Regions from separate parts of the Homo sapiens genome. Here all the other regions are linked to region 3. Evidence: read pairs that join two places in POLR2A ChIA-PET (ENCODE). Cell type or tissue: OCI-LY7. All regions are shown on one strand. Each heading gives the region's core, and the rest is flanking DNA. Links, peaks and the distances in the headings are about the cores only. Region 1 holds the start of LOC105377404 (a long non-coding RNA gene). Region 2 overlaps LINC02435 (long intergenic non-protein coding RNA 2435). Region 3 has its middle 48 kb from the start of SPRY1.

The links. Peaks named below come from ENCODE experiments on the same cell type or tissue, not always from the same donor. Only the 100,000 strongest peaks of a DNase experiment are listed, where the experiment ranks them.
Region 1: POLR2A ChIA-PET joins it to region 3 with 6 read pairs; 1 of 35 experiments calls an interaction of 5 or more read pairs at or near these places.
Region 2: POLR2A ChIA-PET joins it to region 3 with 9 read pairs; 4 of 35 experiments call an interaction of 5 or more read pairs at or near these places.

Annotation. Positions count from the first base shown.
Region 1 is chr4:123,322,211-123,329,072 of GRCh38, forward strand. It overlaps LOC105377404 (a long non-coding RNA gene), which reads right to left and starts at 4,305. Exons shown (of 2, transcript XR_939169.1): 1 at 4,229-4,305; 2 at 3,449-3,868. LOC124900772 (a long non-coding RNA gene) reads left to right here and starts at 4,519. Exons shown (of 2, transcript XR_007058261.1): 1 at 4,519-4,608; 2 at 5,969-6,246. In OCI-LY7, for the core only: no CTCF peak of the experiment used is centred there; a DNase peak (open chromatin) is centred at 3,211; H3K4me3 peaks cover 1,778 bases; H3K27ac peaks cover 2,198 bases.
Region 2 is chr4:123,524,726-123,531,587 of GRCh38, forward strand. It overlaps LINC02435 (long intergenic non-protein coding RNA 2435), which reads left to right. Exons shown (of 3, transcript XR_001741811.2): 2 at 1,638-1,776; 3 at 2,459-2,857. It overlaps LOC105377405 (a long non-coding RNA gene), which reads right to left. Exons shown (of 4, transcript XR_939171.3): 4 at 3,428-6,862. Among named protein-coding and RNA genes, the nearest start is that of LINC02435, 6.2 kb to the left of the region's middle. In OCI-LY7, for the core only: no CTCF peak of the experiment used is centred there; no DNase peak of the experiment used is centred there.
Region 3 is chr4:123,441,462-123,448,323 of GRCh38, forward strand. No RefSeq gene overlaps it. Among named protein-coding and RNA genes, the nearest start is that of SPRY1, 48 kb to the left of the region's middle. In OCI-LY7, for the core only: no CTCF peak of the experiment used is centred there; DNase peaks (open chromatin) are centred at 2,120, 2,490, 2,960 and 5,610; H3K4me3 peaks cover 1,887 bases; H3K27ac peaks cover 3,242 bases.

The DNA.
Region 1 (6,862 bases), core at 796-5,795, 120 kb before region 3:
AAAAAGAACAAAGCTGCAGGCATCACATTATCTGACCTCAAACTATACTACAAAGATATAGTAACCAAAACAGCATAGTATTGGTATAAAAACAGATCAATGGAACAGAATAGAGAACTCAAAAATAAAGCCACATATCTTTGACAAAGCCAACAATCTTTGACAAAGCTGACAAAAACATACACTGGAGAAAGGACCACCTTTTCAATAAATGGTGCTGGGAAAATTGGATTGCCATATGTGGAAGAATGAAATTGGACCCCTACCTCTCACCATATATGAAAACCAACTCAAGATGGATCACGAACTTAAATGTAAGACCTGAAACTAAAAATATCAGAAGAAAACCTAGGGAAAATTGCTGGTCATTGGTCTAGTCAAATAATTCATGACTAAGACCTCAAAAGCACAAGCAACAAAAACAAAAATAGACATGGGACTTAAGTAAACTAAAAGGCTTCTGCAGCACAAAAGGACAGAGTGAACAAACATTCTGACGAAAGGGAGAAAATATTTGCCAACTGTGTATCCAACAGGGAACTGATATCCAGAATTTGCAAGAATAACAACAGCAATGAAATAACCCCATTTAAAAGTGGGCAAACCCATGGGAATATAAACTAGTATGGAAAACAGTGTGGAGATTCCTTAAGGAACTAAAGGTAGAACTACCATTTGATCCAGCAATCTCTCTACTGGGTATCTACCCAGAAGAAAAGAAGTCATTATACGAAAAAGATACTTGCTCATGCATGTAGCAGCACAATTCGCAATTGCAAAAATGTGGAATCAACCAAAATGCCCATCAGTCAACGAGTGGATAAAGAAACTGTGGTGTGTGTGTGTGTATACATATATACACATATATATACACACATATATATATACATATATATACACACATATATATATACATATATATACACACATATATATATACATATATATACACACATATATATATACATATATATATACACACACATATATATACAATGGAATACTGCTCAGCCATAAAAAGGATTAAATTAATGGCATTCACAGCAACCTGGATGGGATTGGAGACTATTATTCTAAGTGAAGTAACTCAGGAATGGAAAACCAAACATCATATGTTCTCACTCATAAGTGGGAGCTAAGCTATGAGGATGCAAAAATACAAGAATCACACAGTGGACTTTGGGAACTCAGGAGGAAAGGATGGGAAGCGGGTGAGCAATCAAAGACTACAAATTGGGTTCAGTGTATACTGCTCAGGAAATGGATGCACCAAAATCTCACAAATCACTAAAGAACTTACTCATGTAACCGAATACTGCCTGTTCCCCAAAAACCTGTGGAAATAAAAAATTTTAAAAATAAATAAAAAAGTGAGCAAAGAACATGAATAGACATTTTTCGAAAAAAAGACACAGAAATGATCAACAACCATATGAAAAAATGCTCAACACCACTAATCATCAGAGAACGCCAAATTAAAACCACAATGAGAAATCATCTTACCCCAGTCAGAATGGCTGTTATTAAAAAGACCAAAAAAAAAGACATTGGTGAGGCTGCAGAGAAAAGGGAGTGCTTATACACTGTTGCTGAGAATATAAATTAGTATGTCTATGGAAAACAGTATGGAGATTTCTGAAAGAACTACCATTTGATCCTGCAGTCCCACTACTGGGTATATACTCAAAGGAAAGTATTCACGCATTATGTTCATAGCACTCGTTATGTTCATAGCACTCATTATGTTCATAGCAGCACTATTCACAATAGCAAAGGTATGGAACCAACGTAAGTGTCCATCAACAGATGAGTGGATAAATAAATTGTGGCATATATTTTACCATGGTATACTATTCAGCTATAAAAAAGATTGAAATATCTTTTGCAGCAACATGGATGGAACCGGAAGCTGTTATCTTAAGTGAAAACTCAGAAAGTCAAATACTGCATGTTCTCACTTCTAAGTGGGAGCTAAATAAAGCACACACATTGGAGACTTGGAAGTGTAGGAGGGTGGGAGGGGGTGAGGGATGGGAAATTACATAATTGGTACAATGTACACTATTCAGGTGATGTTTATACTAAAAGCCCAGACTTCAACACCAGGGGCAAATCCATGTAACAAAACTGCACTTACAGTCCCTAAATTTATACAAAAATAAAGACAATAAAACCACAAATAAAATTATTAGGAAGGAACCACATTTATGAAGGAAATAAAAAGTTTGGTTACCTATGCTAATAAAAACCCTGTTTTGTTTTTGGGTTTTTTTGGTTTTTTTTTTTGAGACAGAGTCTTGCTCTGTCACCCAGGCTGGAGTGCAGTGGCACGATCTCAGCTCACTGCAACCTCCACCTCCCAGGTTCAAGTGATTCTGCTGCCTCAGCCTCTTGGGTAGCTGGGACTACAGGGGCCCACCACCATGCCCGGCTAATTTTTTTATTTTTAGTAGAGACAGGGTTTCTCCATGTTGGCCAGGCTGATCTCAAACTCCTGACCTCAGGTGATCCACCTGTCTCGGCCTCCCAGAGTGCTGGGATTACAAGCTTGGGCCACCACGCTCGGCCTGAAATTGATTTTTATATAGCTACTTCTCAAAACATCCTTCAGCACAGATGACTTCATATGCAAAAATTTATTCAGATTTTCAACCCAGTCATTGTTATGCTATTTTAACTGTTGATGAGCATAAAGAAAAAGCAAGTTTTTTAGTTCTTGTTATGACTAAAATGGTGCTAAGCCCCCCTTCAGTAGCTATGTATCAAAATCTCTAAAAGAAGGACCTAAAAAGTTATTACTCAAATCGAATGATCATTTAACATGAATAAATCAAAGTAGAAAACAATAAGTCAGTCTTGGAATTTAACATCCATTTCTCATTTTTAAAAAAAAGTAAGGATAACATTAACATGTTAAAAATAATAGTCCTAAACCAATAGCTAATAACATAAATATCAGAAGCTAGAACAAAGATCCATTACCACCACTTTTGTTCATCGTTTTTCTTTGAGCACCAGTCAATGAAGTCAAACCAGGGAATAGAGTCAGAACCCCAAAATAAGTAACTGAGGGATTATGTAAATATGTCCCCATACCTAACTGTTATAACAAAATAAGGTCACATTTCCTTTCATACTCAATTTATGTCTTTGAGTCTTTCTCCCACCAACAACCACAAGCCCCTTCTACCAATTTCACTTCCTCAAGTACTTTCCGGGACTCAGTCCCTGATTAGTGCTTTCAGTTTGTTAAGTATATGTTGGCAGGAGCTTAACACCTGCTCTCCACTGCCAACTTCACCCCCATTCCACATTCTTTCCCAATCCAGTAAGCCACTCCGCATCCCCGGGCCCCTGGTGCTGCCTGCTAACAAGCTCCTCAAGGTCTGCCCACCATGAACATCATAATGTTATGGTGCTGAGTCATTTCATTCAATTGTCTCAAGCATTTTCATTGTAGAAAGAGATCTTTGTTTTTATTTTTTAATAACTAAAATTTACATTGACTTTTTAAACTAAGAATCTTTGCCTCCAAGATAAATTTTTTCTCTATCTTGAGAACAACAGTAAACAACATCAGGAAGTTTTAAAACTGCTTTCAGATTATCACGGTTCCAGAAATAATGTATTTTGTATTTCAGTCTTAAAGGAGCATATTCCCTTTGCAAGCCCTGGAGTTCAGTAAGCTGGATTCTTAGCTAGTGTCTCCATAAAGTGGACACGGAAAGGAAGAGAATGTAGACACATCAAAAGGACGCCTCGTCAGTTGAGAAACAAGGCATTTTCAAGAAGCAGTAACAGAAGATCATGAGGATGAACCAATCCAGTAAAGACCCTTGTATGTAGTTCTTAGTGGTTCATTAGCGACCTTTAAGGAAGCAGTATCAATGGGATAATGAATAAAGGGTAAATAGGGGTTGCACTATGAGTTACATAATTTGTTTTTCAAAAATTGTTAATATAATAAGTGTGTCAGTTATTAAGTTCTCTTCTATCTCCAAATCCAAGCTTCTAAACTTTGCTTTGGGTTGCTAAAGCAGTCACTAGACAAGCCATTTCTGCATTGCTGGCTGATGCCTTAATAGGCTGTGCCAACAGGAGAGGCGGAATTCAAGGATGGAGTAGGAAGGAGGAACTTGTTCCTCTTTGTTTCCTGCAGACCCCACGGGTCTTTCCTGCTTGTTTCCTAAGCATCCCCTGACCATGGTATTTTTTTCCCCTTTTTTACCCTGACAGTAGCAGTCCCTTCCCACAGCAACGACTGAATCCAACTTTTGCAAATCCAGCCTTACTGTGCTTTCCCTTCCCCCACGCATGCCAACAATGGGAGACAGAATGTTTGTGGGTGTGGATTCTAAAGGTATTAGACCAAGGTGGATTTAATGCAACGCTGGAATCAGCTGAATTTATTGATATACGTGCATTCATCAGAGATTCTGGATTAAATGTTTTAGTTTGGATAGCTGCAAGTGGCTCTATTAGGTTACTTTTTAATTTACTTATTTACTTGTTTGTTGCTTATTTTTCCCCACTGCTGCATGTGGCCAGGGATTTTTATCTGTTTTATTTGCTGCTACATTTTGGCATCAGAATCACACCTGATATACAGTACGTAATAAATATTTGTTAAAGGAATAAGTAAATGAACACTATGCTGAAAGTAAAATTAGGGGAAATATTTACTTGGTCTGTTCTAGATTTCTAAAAGGCTTGCCAAATAATGTCATGCCACATTAACTATATGGCTGTAATAATTATTGCTGGTGATGATCTTAATATATATGTGCCCTTTTATTTTAGGAAGTACTTTGATGTATGTCAGGCTTAAAACCCAGATGACGGGTTGATGGGTGCAGCAAACCACCATGGCACATGTATACTTATGTAACAAACCTGCATGTTCTGCACATGTATCCCAGAACTTAAAGTAAACGGAATAAAAAAGAAAGTAATTTGTTTCCTGCATTCATCAGTTGTTCAAATATTGCCTTTAAAACGTACATGGTCAAAAGTTGTTCTGAAGGCTCCCATGACATAAACAAATTAGAAACAAAAATATACTCGACAATATTCAGACTTGGAAGTAAGTTATATAAGCTGATTCCACCATAAGTATACATCTTTCTTTAATCCACCAGCCTCAAACAGTGCCTCCTACGTTGCCAAACACGTTGAACCTTTAGACTTCATCCAGTTTACAATAGAAAGCCAGCATAAGGTACTGAGTTCTACCATCTATGGCACTTCTCCCATTTCTAATCTCACGACATTCTTTTAGCTGATAGCATTTCTTTCCTCTCTCCAGGATGCCAGTTGTCAGTTTGGTATTCGCATGAAAGATCATGAGTTCACTTGGTTGATTGTCTGAAACTTGGGCTCAACAATGGCCTATGTTTAATGAGACTGAGACCTCAGAGCTTTCCTGGCATAATGAAGACAAAGGATGCTAGCCCTAGATCCAGACCTAGTAAATGGCAGAGACAGGAAAGATTACAGGGTCCAGGGCCTCAGATGGGCTTGACCCTGGATAGGAGCACAAAGAAATTTCCTGTGGTTACAGTGGGAAAGGCAAGGTAGATGGTAATGGGGCAGATGGAGAGCATTTGGCAGAAACATAGGACTGTTTTTCTCAACGAAATAGGAAGCAGAGCTCTCAGCTGAGTATAGGGATGAAAGAGGAGACTTTGGAGGTTTGAGAAGAGAGAGTTAATTGCCCACAAATGTGTAGGAAGGTGGCCAGGCAGCACTAAGGGCCCGCTGAGGTCAGTGGTCAGGAAATTAGGGCACAAAGAATTTCCTGTCATTGATCAAATTCTTACATTTCATCTCAAATTCATGTCATTTTTTACAGTTTTCCTGAAACCAGTCCAAATTTCATCCCCAATTTCCATTATAAGTGAAGGAAAGTTATTTGGCCTCTATGCCAAATCTTAAAACATGACATTCTTTTTTCTTTGCATATTTCCAGAAAAATATTTCTGTGGCCTTCTCTGCTTCACCTCCTCCATTTAACTTCTCAGTAGGAGTTCTTCAGAAAAGTTGATGAGACTGAATGAGTGAATGGAAAAGAACCCATTGGCTGAGAGTCAAAGAAGGATGGTTTGCCATTCCAGCTGCTCCAACTAAGACTTCCGAGGTTCAGTCTAGAGAGAAATCAAGTCCTGTGTTTCCCGGGTTCACCTTGAACAAGTCACCACTTTATCCCTCCACATCACTCTCGTTTTAGCAATAAAATATCAAGTAAAAGCTAGGAGTTGGAGGAATCATTCAAACAGATATTAAAACGTTAGCACACATTTTTAAACATTTCGTAAGTCACAAGGTCCCAACTTCTGTAAAATTTTGAGATTTGGGTAGGTTTTTGTTACAAAAAGTTGATGTACCTGAAAACATACTACAGTGATGTTTTAGCACAGAGCCGGGCTGTACTAACCCAAAGAATCATAAGGATTTTTCCAGAGGCTTTGGGTGTACTTCATACTTTTCACCCTCTTGGGGTGGGTTCGAGTTCATCATTGCAGAACCCACTAGCCCTGGAAACAGTCCAGTAGGATCAAGGACATTTGTCCAATTCTCTGGGCAGAAGCTGGAAACAGTCCAGTAGGATCAACGACATTTGTCCAATTCTCTGGGCAGAAGTTGTCCATCACTGTCTGCCTGTGTCAGTTTCTCCTCTGGTTTTAGTGAATGGGAAGGTCCACACGCCCCTATTCTTTTCTCCCCTTCACTGGTGATTCAGTGGAGGTGGAGAACGAGGGCCTTTCCCATCTCCACCACCAGCTTAGCTGTCAAGCTTTCTGTATACAGGCACACCTCATTTTATTGCACTTAGCCTTACTGTGTTTCATAGACACTAAATTTT
Region 2 (6,862 bases), core at 1,276-6,275, 84 kb after region 3:
AGTTCAGTGGTGTGACGTCAGCTTATTGCAACCTCCGGCTCCCTGGTTCAAGCCATCACAGGCCTCAGACTCCTGAGTAGCTGGGACTACGGGCACGCACCACCACACCCGGCTAATTTTTCTTATTTTTGTATTTTTAGCAGAGACGAGGTTTTGCCATATTGGCTAGGCTCTTCTTGAACTCCAGACCTCAGGTGATCTGCCCGCCTAGGCCTCCCAAAGTGCTGGGATTACAGACGTGAGCCACCGCGCCCAGCCTGGAATTCAACTGGAGTGTACCACAATCTGTTTAACAAGTCCCATGTTGTCAGATAACTATGTTGCTTCCCATTTTTTACTCTTACAAACAATGTCCTTATAGCTAAATCTTTACATACAAACTCCATGATGGCTTCTTTACGATTAATTCTTAGAAGTGAAATTGCTGAGTCAAGACTATTATTTTGAAGGCTTTTAATGAGTATTGCCAAATTGCCCTTCTTACATGTGCTATTTTACAGACCTACTGACCATATATGAGAATACTCATTTTGCAAACAGTGGGTTTGCAACAACAAAACAAATTCCCAAACTCTGTCAACTTGACAAGTTAATGAGACTTCCTTATATTCTACAGTCTGAGGCACACCACAGTGAAATCTCTCTGGTCAATTTAGTATTGTGCCATGAGAATATGTTCTGAGCAGCAGCTCTTGATGTTTACATAAACCATTACTTAAGCCCTCAACACCATCAAATATTTATTTAACATCCACTGTGGGTTAAGAATCGCAACCCAGGGCCCCAAAGCAACTTACAAGCTAAAGGAAGGAGTGGAGGCACAGTTCCTTGTCTTTGCCTTGGGAATATTTTTAGTAAGTTGCTTCTTTTCCTTTTCTCTCTAGAGCTTTATAAAACCAAATTATGGGAAAATTATCATGCAATTTAAAAAATTAAACATTTTACATTGTAGAATATAAAATACTTTCATAAAAGAACATAATACGTATATATTTACATTAAAGAAGAAAACATTAATGGTCAGGCGTGGTGGCTCACGCCTGTAATCCCAGCACTTTGGGAAGCTGAGGCGGGTGGATCATTTGAGGTCAGGAGTTTGAGACCAGCCTGGCCAACATGGTGAAACCCTGTCTCTACTAAAAATACAAAAATTAGCTGGGCATGGTGGTGGGTGCCTATAATCCCTGCCACTCGGGAGGCTGAGGGAGAATAATCGCTTGAACCCAGGATGCAGAGGTTGCAGTGAGCTAAGATCGCGCCATTGCACTCCAGCCTGGGTGACAGTGCAAGACACCATCTCAAAAAAAAAAAAAAAAAAGAAAAAAGAAAAAAAAAAGGCTTAAAAAAATTGGACTTCTATGGGACCACCATCCAACTTAAGAAATAGAACATTGCCAACACCTGAAAATCTCCACCCTTTCCCACCTATCCTTATGGAATTTCAATCTTGTTCTTGCCACAGAACGGTAACCATCATTATAACTCGAAGATGATCATTTCCTTCCTTTTCCCTCTTGTTCTACCATTGTTTAGTTTTGCCTGCTTTTACATTTTATATCAATGAAATCACAATGAATTATTCTTCTGATTTGCTGTTTTTGCTCAATGTTGTGTAAGATTCATCCATTTGGTTGCAGGTAGCTGTATAACATTTCACAAGATGAATGTACCACAAATTTTAATCCTTCTATTGTTGATGGATTTGGATTATTACCAACTTTTGGCCTTTGAGCCAGTCTAGGATTCACGATGTAACCATGGAGCAGATGCTTTGAGGTAATAAACTTCAAATTAGATGCATAAATAAATCTAATCTTTTAAAGATATTAGTTCCTTTGTGACAGATATTTCCCCTCCAGTGCTTTCAGCTTTGATGACTGAATGGTAGTTTCATTGTGAGAATCCTATTATCTTGAATCCTTGTCAGTGATAGCTGTTTAATGAGGGTTTTTTCTCTCCTCCTACCTGGCACTGTGTGTGCAAGTCATCTCACTCAGGAAACACCCACGTGGTGGGGATGGCCTTCACGGCAACTGTTGTGCTCTTTATTCTTGCCACACTTGCTGTTCTCAGTGAAAAACTGAGAGTTCCTGGAAAATGTATGGGTTCAGAAATGGGATGGTCATGAGGTTAAAGGACTTGGCCTGGGAAGGAAAAGAAGAAATATCATGTTTTAAAATATCATCTCTAACCAAAGTAGAGATGGATTGAGATTATAACCACTGTGAAGGGTACAGATTAAACAATTTTGGACATGGGTTGATGGTTTGTGAGAGGTTGGGTACTGGGTAGGGCAGGTACATTACGTCATTATCTTTAATTTTGTGTATGTTTAAAAATTTCCACAATAAGAAGTAAAAAGGGAGTTAACTAAGACAGTAAATTAAAAATGTTAACTCCATTTCTAGTACAAAATGGACTTAATAAGTGTTATCTGCTCACCTTCCCTTCCATCTAGGTGAATGACATTTCCAGCATTGAAGGACAGCATAGACACGGAAATACATTTTATGGCGTGCCAGTGGGTGTGGTGGGTCTCAGGGATGCAAGGTGGGTGAGACTCCCTGTCTGTTCCTGAGGAGCTCTGGTGAGTGGGAAGGAGAAGGGAACACTCGAAGAGCATGGCAGCCTTAAAGAGGCAGTGGGCTGAGGAGGCTCGCTCTGTGTTCAGAAATTGGAACAGGGTTGTAGAAAGGATGCTGTGTGGCTGTTAAAGTAAACTCCACCCATTTTAGAATTTTCCTTGGAAGCGGCCTCAATGTCTAGAAAAGAGTGGGAAAAATCTTTCCCCTTTTCAAATTTGTTCTTTTTTGAGCCATGCAACTTTAATTCTAAGAATAAAACATTCATGCTTCTAGTTGTAGTTTCCTTGGACAGCTAAACTGTGGATAAAATAGGAATTTGGGTGCTAACCCCAAAATCTAAATGCTACTGAAGGGGCTGTTATCTCTGCATGAATTCCTCATAAAACCGAAAAGCTACCCAATAGGTGCTGAAAACAGGTCAAATACCATATTAGATGTCACATTGGGTAGCACACACACATGGGAAAGCACAAAGACTGGCTTAGAGTGCCAAAGTAAGAAATGGATCACACTGGCTGGGCGCGGTGGCTCACGCCTGTAATCCCAGCACTTTGGGAGGCTGAGGTGGGCGGATCACGAGGTCAGGAGATCAAGACCGTCCTGGCTAACATGGTGAAACCCCTTCTCTACTAAAAATACAAAAAATTAGCTGGGCGTGGTGGCATGTGCCTGTAGTCCCAGCTACTTGGGAGGCTGAGGCAGGGGAGTGGCTTGAACCCGGGAGGCGGAGGTTGCAGTGAGCCGAGATTGCACCACTGCACTCCAGCCTGGGTGACAGAGCAAGACTCCGTCTCATTAAAAAAAAAAAAAAAAAAAAAAAAAAAAAAAAGAAATGGATCACGCTTTCAAAATGCTAAGTGCTAGCCAGATGAGTGGCAAACATGTACGTGAATGTTGTTGTATCTCTGTGTAGAAGAAACAACAGCAACTGGGAGGGCCAGTGGCATTCATTCAGACCCACAATCTCATGGTGTTAGGTCCCTTTCCAAGGCATGTGAGCAGCTCCAATCGTTTGGTTCTGGAATTCTGTAAGTCTGGTCCCTGCGTTTAATTTGGTTTCTTCTGGCTTCCACTCACCATTAGCCATCTGCTCAGGTACCCACTGTGGGGTTAGAGGAGGTAGCCTTTTGCATCATATTGTAAATAGTGTCGTCACCACATTGGGGTACATTTTTGTGGTTAGTTTTTAACTACCCCTTCCAAAGATAGGGACAACAAAGACCAATTTTTGAATTGTATCTGATTCATTTTCCAATAGGATTCTGGATTTTTGATGGAAAAGTCTGTCACACGGGATCTGCGTTCAGTAATGAACTTGGCAGAAAGGCTGACATGAACCAGAGGCTGTTCCCATGAGCCTCACTAACCTTACTTCAGATGGCTTCCATTATGTGGGGCGTGCCACTATGAGCCCTTGTAAAATGAGGAGAGCAATGTCTGTCTTACTGGAGGCTCAAAGGGCATGATATATGTAGCAAGTTTAGGACAGTGTCTCACACAAAAAGTAGCTTTTGTTGCTAATATATTGGGAATCTAATAATGTTACCTTTTTTGTTGTTGCTAAGAAGAGGTATGGCTTATAAATAACAGACAAATTGCTGATAAAACTAAAACTAAGTAGAAGTCTATGCAAATGGTATACAGTGGGACAGTCATGCTGCTATTGTGCTGACTCTGTTTGGCCTGAATGGGCTCAGTCTTGCCTGTAGGTCTTCCCAAATTGTTGTGCACCAAGAGCTGGGTTTCTCTTCCTTTTTATTCTTTTCTTTCAGTACTATTGCTGAGTGGTGCTAAAGTCCAACAAGCCTATTTGATGTTAGCTCCAAGTTGTAGATGAATATCCTGTGTGTGTATAGTGTTTCCTATATGCATGTTGGTACATGAACTTGGTCTTTTTAGGTCTATATCCTGTCAGTCCAGAGTAATGTGCTGACTCCAAAAAAAGCTGACACCTGAAATGTGCTTCCACAAAGTATATTTATCTCTGTACACTAAGTCCAAGTTTCTAAATGACACTTTCATGAATGTTAGACAATGTTTATAGCTGGAATTGCAACAGCTTTACAGTTCGACTTTTCTTATTGTGCCTTAGATTTTCAGGGAGGAGTAAACTTATTCGCTAAAGAACCAGATAATAAATACTTGGGGCTTTGCAGGTCACATACAGTCTCTGTCACATATTCTTCTTCTGTCCTCTAAACAATCATTTGAAAATGTAAAAGTAACTCACTGTGGGTGGGATAGGAGAGGTGGAGGGAGAAGGGTAGCTATAAAATTAGGTTGAGGCCACAGGCCCTCAGCTGTAATTTACCTACCCCTATAGGACATCATAGTGGGAGATCCTGAATAAAACAATACAAATCAAAACAGTGATCCTCAGTGATCCTGCCACACAAACTTTGGGGAATCAGTTTGGAACTGACTGATTGGTTTCCCATTCCTGACTCATTCTTTTGGTAATGGGGAGTTGAATCCATCAACTCACAACCAACCCTCCTTTGTAGCCACATCATTGTGGAACAAACTTGAGAAGACTGTAAATTTCTCTTTTGGACTGAGCAGTAAGTACTTCATTAGTAAGTGTCATTAGTAAGTGGTAACAATTTGTAAAGTCCTTTGAGGAGAAAGGCAAAATCATAAATATTAATTATAGCCATTGTTTTGATGAAAGGAGGATTACTGGAAGCACAGAAGCCTCTAAATCTACCTATTAAACCATACTCCAGCTCTTATGTTCTCGAATGAAGGGGTTAATTATATTAGAAAAAATTCCATGGGATTCTTCTGTGGTCTGAGGTCTAATAAAAGGTTCACTTTTCATATGACATTATTTTAGAAGTGCTTTCCAAAGCTCAGAGTCATTTTCTTGAGAAAAAATTTTAATAAAGAAACTTTAAACTCTTAGTGCGTTTCATCAGGAATGCAATGCAGTAATAGAGTCAGGTTATTGGTGCAAAGCCCCAGACTTTAGTGTTAAAATGAACCCCATCTACAGGGTGAAATTTTTAAGGAGGTATAAAACACACTTAAGGCTTTTTGAAATAGTTATGAAAGAGAAAAAAACTTGAATAAACATATTTTTTTCATATTTTATATGTGTTATATGTGTTACCATGGAGAAAATAATTAGAAAGTTACTTCTAAATGAGTGACTTCATTTAGATGAAAATGTTTCTTTTGTGAACTCCTACACTAGCTAAAAAGCCATAAACTATGCTGACGGAAGGTGTTGATAATTTACTATCCTTATAAATGTCATCTTTTAAAGTGCCGATGCTTGAAAAAGGAAAGGGATGATGTGTCACCATGTTAAAGGAAACTTATTTAGAAAGAAAGGGGCATGGTAAAATTCAAATGAATGAGTGGGCGATTAAGTTTTAATTTGTACATAGGCCTATAAAAAGATTAGGCCAAAGGCTTGGTTTTTAGCATTGCTTTTCTTATCATAAAAGTAAAAATTATAAAATATAAAAAATTATGTGTAATTCCACCATCCAGAAAAAAGCCATTAAAATTTTATTGTCTCTAGTTATTAAACTATTTTTAACAAAATTAGATAATACAATGAATATTGCCTTGTAACTAGCTTTTCTCACTTAATATATCAGATCATCTTTGCATACTATCTGTTCATGTAACTTTTATTGAAAACTATACTTTGGTAAGATCGTTTTAATGGCCATACAATTTTGACTCTATGACTGTACCATAGTTTGCTTGCCAATCCTGTTGGATATATAGGTGTATTGGTCAGAATGCATTCTGACCTCAAATAAGTTTACCCTCAAAGGGGAATTTGGTGGCTGTTATAATCGGAGAGGAAGAGATGGGGTGGGCTTCTGAGTCATTTGGATGCAGAGCTGGAAGCATCACGACTGTCTTTCCATTTCTCTGCCTTAAATCTTTCTTCTGTTGTTGCGATCACTCATTCTCCATCACTTCGAATGACTTTGTGAATGGAGATGGCTGTAGGCAGCTCCAAAGTTACAAGGCAATTCCTGGGGGAAGGCTTAGCAATGCCAAAGGAAAGAAACCTCCTTTTTCCAGCTTCATTTGGGAAATCTCCAGAAAAGAAAGGCTCAGAAAGGCTTACCTTTAGGCAGGTGCTCACTCCCGGACCAACTGATAGAGCCATTGGGAGTTACTCCAATTACCTGGGCCTTAGTCATGGGCCTCCCTGTGGTCAAGGGGAGAGCCAGACCAGTAGAATACATAGACCCATCAAAATGCAGGGAAGCCCAGTTTTATTTTTCCTTATAGGAAGTGAGGGAGGCCAG
Region 3 (6,862 bases), core at 1,006-6,005:
AAAGTTAGCCTTAAGGAGTAAGTACCTTGACTAACATCACATGGCTATTAAGTGGCAGAAATAGTAGTTAAAGCCAACCTCACTGATGTTAAGCTTATCCTCTTTTTTTTCTTCTTTTTAACAAAATCTTAGTGTATTTTTTTGTGTTAAAATATACATAATGTAAAACTTACCATGTAAACCATTTTTAAGCGTACAGTCCACTGGCATTAAGTACATTCACATTGTTGTGCAACTATTGATTTCCAGAACTTTTTCATCATCTGAAATGAAAACTCTGTACCCATTAAACAATAACTCCCATTCCTTTCCTTCCCAGACCCTAGTAATCAGGATCCTACTTTCTGTCTCTAACAATTTGACTACTCTAGGTATCTTATATAAGTAGAAACATATAATATTTGTACTTTGGTGTCTGGCTTACTTCATTTAGCATAACGTTTTCAAAGTGCATCCATGTCATGCCATGTGTGAGGATTTCCTTCCTTTTTAAGGCTGAATAATATTCCGTTGTATGTATCTGTTACATTTTGTTTATGCATTCATTCATTGATACACATTTGCGTTGTTTCCACCTTTTGGCTATTGTGAATAATGCTGATGTGAACATGGTTGAATGAACATTCTTTTCAAGTTCCCTGTCGTCAATTCTTTTGTGTGAAATTGTTGGATCATATGGTAAGTCTGTGTTTAATTTTTTTGGGGAATCTCTATACAGTTTTCTATAGTGGTTGTAACATTTTACATTCCTACTGACAGTGCAAGGGTTCTAGTTTCTCTGCATCCTCACAAACACTTGTTATTTTATCAGGTTTTTTGTTTTTGGTGAGGTTTTTTTTTGGTAATAGCCATCCTGATGGGTGTAAAGTGGTATCTCTTTGTGGTTTTTGATTTGCATTTGGAGCTCGTAACCTTTGTGTGTGGCAGTTCCTTGCTCCCTGAAATGTCCTCATCTGTTAATCTCTTCAGTTCAGCACATCAAATACTACTGAGCAGACTCGGAATTTGTCATTCCACCTTTAAACTTGCTTGGCTGGGAGAGACTGTTATGTTCTTTTCACTCTCCCAAAGCATATCTACCCTTCTTTTATTTTTTAAAATTAATTAATTATTATTATTATTTTGAGGCAGAGTCTCGCTCTGTCACCCAGGCTGGAGTGCAGTGGCACAGTCTCGGCTCACTGCAAGCTCTGCCTCCCGGGTTCATGCCATTCTCCTGCCTCAGCCTCCCGAGTAGCTGGGACTACAGGCGTGTGCCACCACGCCTGGCTAATTTTTTGTATTTTTAGTAGAGACGGGGTTTCACCATATTGGCCAGGCCGATCTTGAACTCCCGACCTTGTGATCCGCCCGCCTTGGCCTCCCAAAGTGCTGGGATTACAGGCGTGAGCCACCACGCTTGGCTACCCTTCTCTTAAATTCTGTTTGAAATTCATCTCACCATTAAAGTCTTCTCAAAGTAACCCAGCCTAATCTAAGAACATTTTATTCCAGTATCCCTTAAGCATGAAGGAACAATTAGTATTGGACTGATGTATATATTCTTTTGCATGTTTTCCAAGTGGGTTTATCCTACCCACTTTTAGATTATAAACACCTTGAGAAAATGGTTAGGTACCTTTCTGTGGCAGTCCCATTATACCTAATGTCCAGTGACCAATATGTAGTAGACAGTAATAAAAGTTATTGACATTTATAATGTCATTTTATTATTTTTCTGTCATAATATTTTCTCATGCTTATGTGGATGTCAAAAAGCAAGTTCTAGTTTCCTTATCTCCATTTCTGCTTCCTACTTACATGAAATTTCCTCTGTAGAACAGTTTGTGAATGTGTTCTATTGGGACAAAGGTTTGGTTGTCCTCAGAGAAATAGACATTTAAATGCTCTATTTCCTTCCTAGCAGTGCTGCTGGGTTGGTCAGCAGATATTTATTCCAAATTCCAATTTTCAGACACAGCCATTTAAAAAAAAGATGCTTATATTGAAAAACATGAATATCAAACAGTGGCCCACCCTGAACAGTCCCAGATCTGCTGGTCTGTTAGCCATGCTGCACTTCTCTTCCTCCACCCCCTCAAAAAAGAGAAACAAGTCTGAAGATGATCAGGCTTCCTGTTCTGTAGATTTTGAATTACTGTAATCAGGATCTCATGTCTGCAGCCACACAGCCAGCGGTGATCTCTCAGCCTGGGCACTTTCTATTTCAGTTGGTAATTACTCAGTAGTAAAAAAAAAAAAAAAAAAAAAAAAAAAAAAATTAAAAATCACAGATAGGAGAATTGAGGACATAGTCTACTTGGTGCTGACTCTTTTGTGGGTGGGGAGGGTGGGGAAAATAGGGTACACTATCTGTAATTCTAGTTTTCCCCAGACCAAAGCAACTAGGCTGAATATAATAGGCCCTTTAATTTCCTCGCACCCATTCAAAGGTGCTTCAATAAGAACAAGTGAAAAGACTCTGGAAGCCAGAAGATTGGTGATGGGGGAAGGGAGTGGTGCAGCAGAAGTAGCTCCTGGGAGGACGGAAGATGTTAGCACAGCAGTATCACCAAAACGGAATTTTATATTCTTTAAAAACTGTGTGTGCATGTGTTTTAAGTTAAGGTTAACTTCAAATAATAATTAAACACCAGTTGCTGGATCGTCTACTTAGTGCTTATCAAGAGAGTTTATTTACTGATCTGCTGAGACCAAAAGCAGCAGTTCCTCTGGTTAACATTTGCTAAGACAAATCCTTCCATTTGGGAAAGATTTCTTCCCTCCTTCCCTCTCTCCCTGATTTTTCTAGGTCTGGGAAAGCTGGTTTTATATTATGCAAAAGTGTGAATCGCACAGCCCAGAGTCACTGTCCCCTTTAAAGGGGGCTTTCTCTCTTGTCTTAAAAAACAGACCTCAGAAGGAGCCAGATGGTTCCCGTCTGCTGCCTTGAGTCAATGCACTTCCTCCCACAGACTGGAGCCCTTTTGCCCTCCTTCCTCCCCAGCTCCTCCCCACATTCTACCCCCCACCACTGGGCCTCCCTGTTTTGTCGCTAGAAATAATCTTTTATTGCCCAGTTGTTCGGAAGTGACCTTTTGCCCTTGATTAGATAGCACCAGGCTCCATCACCGGATTGCTTTTGAGCGGGCAGTTGCTTTTTTGTGTGGGCTGATCCGGTGTCAGGGAGAACAATGCAAGGCTTTGCAAAATTTTAGTATAGCTCAGGCCTCATGTGGAACAGGTGGGGGCGGGGAGACGCGGGGTTGAATAAAGCAGCCCAGTGGATCCTGGTTGCAAAAATACATTTTCTTTAGTAAACTGAAAAACAAATGGCATTTTAAAAAATTCACTTGTACATATTTAACTCATTCCTTAATAACCATGTATTTCAGAGGAATAGAAGATTACTCCAGGGTTTCAGTATATATTATTTAAGCATACAAATATTATTACAATTAAACTGACTTGAATATAACCTTACATTAGAATATTAATCAAATGGACTATTGAGTTTCTCACAGCAATTTTCCAGGTCTCAATTATTTTAAGTAACAAATATAATAATAAAACATATAACAAAGAATGAGTTTAATTATTGAAAGCTAACTCATTTTTTATTTTAAAAATTAGGGAAAAATATTCATGACTTTACATGCTTCCTAGGTAAAACGGTATTTGTGACTTTGTATCTTTCATAATAGTCCTTAAATTCTTTGGATTTAAAATTCTCAGGAATATCTGCCAGAACTAGTAGAGTGGGTGAGTTTGAAATTTTTGTTTTAACACCTTCAGTTTCACCCAGGAGATGAATATTCTGCTATACAGGCATAGCAGCATTTTGGGATTCTTTTAAAAGTTTATTAACATTAACATCTAAAATTTTGGTCAGGTACGATGGCTCACACCTGTCATTTCAACACTTTGGGAGGCCAAGGTGGGAGGATGGCTTGAGCCCAGGAGTTTGAGACCGGCCTGGGTAACCCTGTCTCTACAAAAAATAAAAAATTAGCTGGGCATGGTGGCACATGCCTGTAGTCTCAGCTACTCAGGAGGCTGAGGCAGAAGGATTGCTTGAGCCTGGGAGGTTGAGGCTGCAGTGAGCAGTGTTTGCACCACTGCACTCCAGCCTAGACAACAAAATGAGACCCAGTCTCAAAATAAAATAAAATAAAAATTTGCTGAGGCAGGAGAATCGCTTGAACATGGGAGGCAGAGGTTGCAGTGAGATCGCGCCACTGCACTCCAGCCTGGGTGACAGAGAGTGAGACTCTGTCTCAAAAAAATAAAAATAAAAATAAAAATTTGAAGTTTCTTAGTTCTCCATGTGAGGGGGAAAATGCCTACAGACCACGCAACCCTAAATTTTTGTTGTAGGTAATACTTAATGCTAATGTCCACACTGTTTCTTAACTCTTGGCCTGCCAATTGTGGTGGCTTAAAATGAATTCTACCTTTCTGCTTTATTTCAGAAGTTCTGGTCCGTGTTTTGTTTCATAGGTTTGCAGTGTTGGGATGTAACAGAGAGTTGGTGATTACTCAGTAGTAAAAAAAAAAAAAAAAATTTAAAAATCACAGGTAGGAGAATTGAGGACATAGTCTACTTGGTACTGACTCTTTTGTGGGTGGGGAGGGTGGGGAAAATCACAATTGTTTTTCAGTGTCACACAGGGGGGCTATATTTGCTACACAATGTGGAAAATATGTACATTAGCCTATACACAAAGGAAGTTAAAGATATAAATTGCAGAGTGAGTATTACCAGCTCCATTTTAGAGATGAAGCAGCAGGAACTCACCATCATGTAAATGTTCTAGATGTACCCAAACCAAGTCCAAGGTTCCCAATGGCCTTGTTTCAATGCTTAAGAATGGTTGTTTTCATAAATATTATGCATGTGTGTATATCACAAAGAAAAATGATTGGTGTGCTCTACCTTTTCAATTTTAATTTGTGCTTTACTAGTTAACTATATTTCTCTCAAAAAATCAGCATGAAACATGCCAAATTTTCTAAAAATACTTTTGAGAATACAGTGATAGGCCAGGCACAGTGGCTCATGCCTGCAATGCCAGCACTTTGGGAGGCGAAGGCGAGTGGATCACCTGAGGTCGGGAGTTCGAGACCAGCCTGGCCAAGCAACATGGTGAAACCCCGTCTGTACTAAAAATACAAAAATTAGCCAGGTGTGGTGGTGGGCACCTGTAATCCCAGCTACTCGGGAGGCTGAGGCAGGAGAATAACTTGAACCTGGGAGGTGGAGGTTGCAATGAGCCATTACACTCCAGCCTGGGTGACAAGAGCAAAACTCCGTCTCAAAAAAAAAAAAAAAAAAAGAATACAGTGATACATAAATGTGTATATATATATACATCTACATCCATGTGTTTTAAAAGAGCAATGGATATTGTTGATCAATTATACTAACAGAGAAGGTAAAGAATTTGCTAGATTACTTGCTATTCAGTGGGTTTCCCTGGTTGAGCCTAGGAAATTGGGAAATGATCAAGGGAAGATCAATGTTCAGAGATCACTGAGTGAAATGAAAACATGCCATTCAAGCGTTGGTAGATTTCGTTTGGTTTCAATGCATCTTCCTGTTAGCAGGGGCGTACTTCTTTATGTCTCTGTAGGGCTGTGGTGTTAATGTGAGTGGTAGCAATTGAGTTTTGGAAAAATGCCAAAATGGTGTGGCATTCTTCTTCGACTTTTTTTTTTTTTTTTTTTTTCAAACAAGGGTGTCCTTAGCTTTGGGACTGTTTTGAGAATCGGTCGGCCTGCATGGATGACAAGGGAGGACACTGGAAATCTCCTTTGGGGCTTTTGGGTGGGTAGCAATGAAAATACTGAATCTGTTTATCTTTGTGACTTACAGACAACAGGAGACTGGGTCATAGCAGTGCCCCTCCCCTCCCTTTCCCTCCTCTTCCCTCTCCTCTCCCCTCCCCTCCCCTCCCTTCCCCTACCTTTTTTTTTTTTTTTTTTTTGAGACAGGGTCTTTCCCTGTCACCCAGGCTGGAGTGGTGCAGTGGTCTGATTTCAGCCCACTACAGCCTCAGTCTCACCAGCTCAAGCAATCCTTCTGCGTCAGCCTCCCAAGTAGCTGGGACTATAGGCATACACCACCACGCCTGACTAATTTTATTTTTAGTAGAGATGAGTTTTATTTTTTGTAGAGAATTTTATTTTTTATAGAGATGAGTTCTCACTATGTCGCCCAGGCTTGGTCTTGAACTCCTGAGCTCAAGCAATCCTCCCACCTTGGCCTCCCAAAGTGCAGGGAGCTACTGAGCCCAACTTTATTTTCCTTAAACTCCTCCTTTCTGAAAATGCTTCTCTTTTTATTTCATGGGAATATAGAATAGTAAATTCTTTATTAGAAGAATTTAGCTTATATATTAACTAAAAAAGAGTAGAGATAGGACTCTGGAGACCAAGATTCTTCTGTTGATCATTTCCAAAAGGGGCTAAAAACCTTCCCCTAATTTACTTGGTTATTAAAGCAGTTAGTTGGATGTATTGTATCATATTTCTGGCAACCACCACCACCAACAACAAAAAAGACAACAAACATGCAAACAAAAAACTATGTAGTTGTGATGCTCAAGTCAACAAACATTTATTAGCTTATTATTAGCATATTAGTATAGCAATGCTATATAAAGTTTAAATATATGTTAAAAATGAAAATATATTCTTTTCTTGTCATGCCTAGGAAGCTAATTTTTTGCATACTTAAGATAGCAATGTCTACTTTTCACTTTTATAGGGAATGATATGTAAATACAAAACATAAAATTATTCTTTCACTGAAAAACATAATATAATAGTAAATTACCGATGAGGTTAATCTTAAAGAGAGCACAGAGGTGTGGTAATAAAA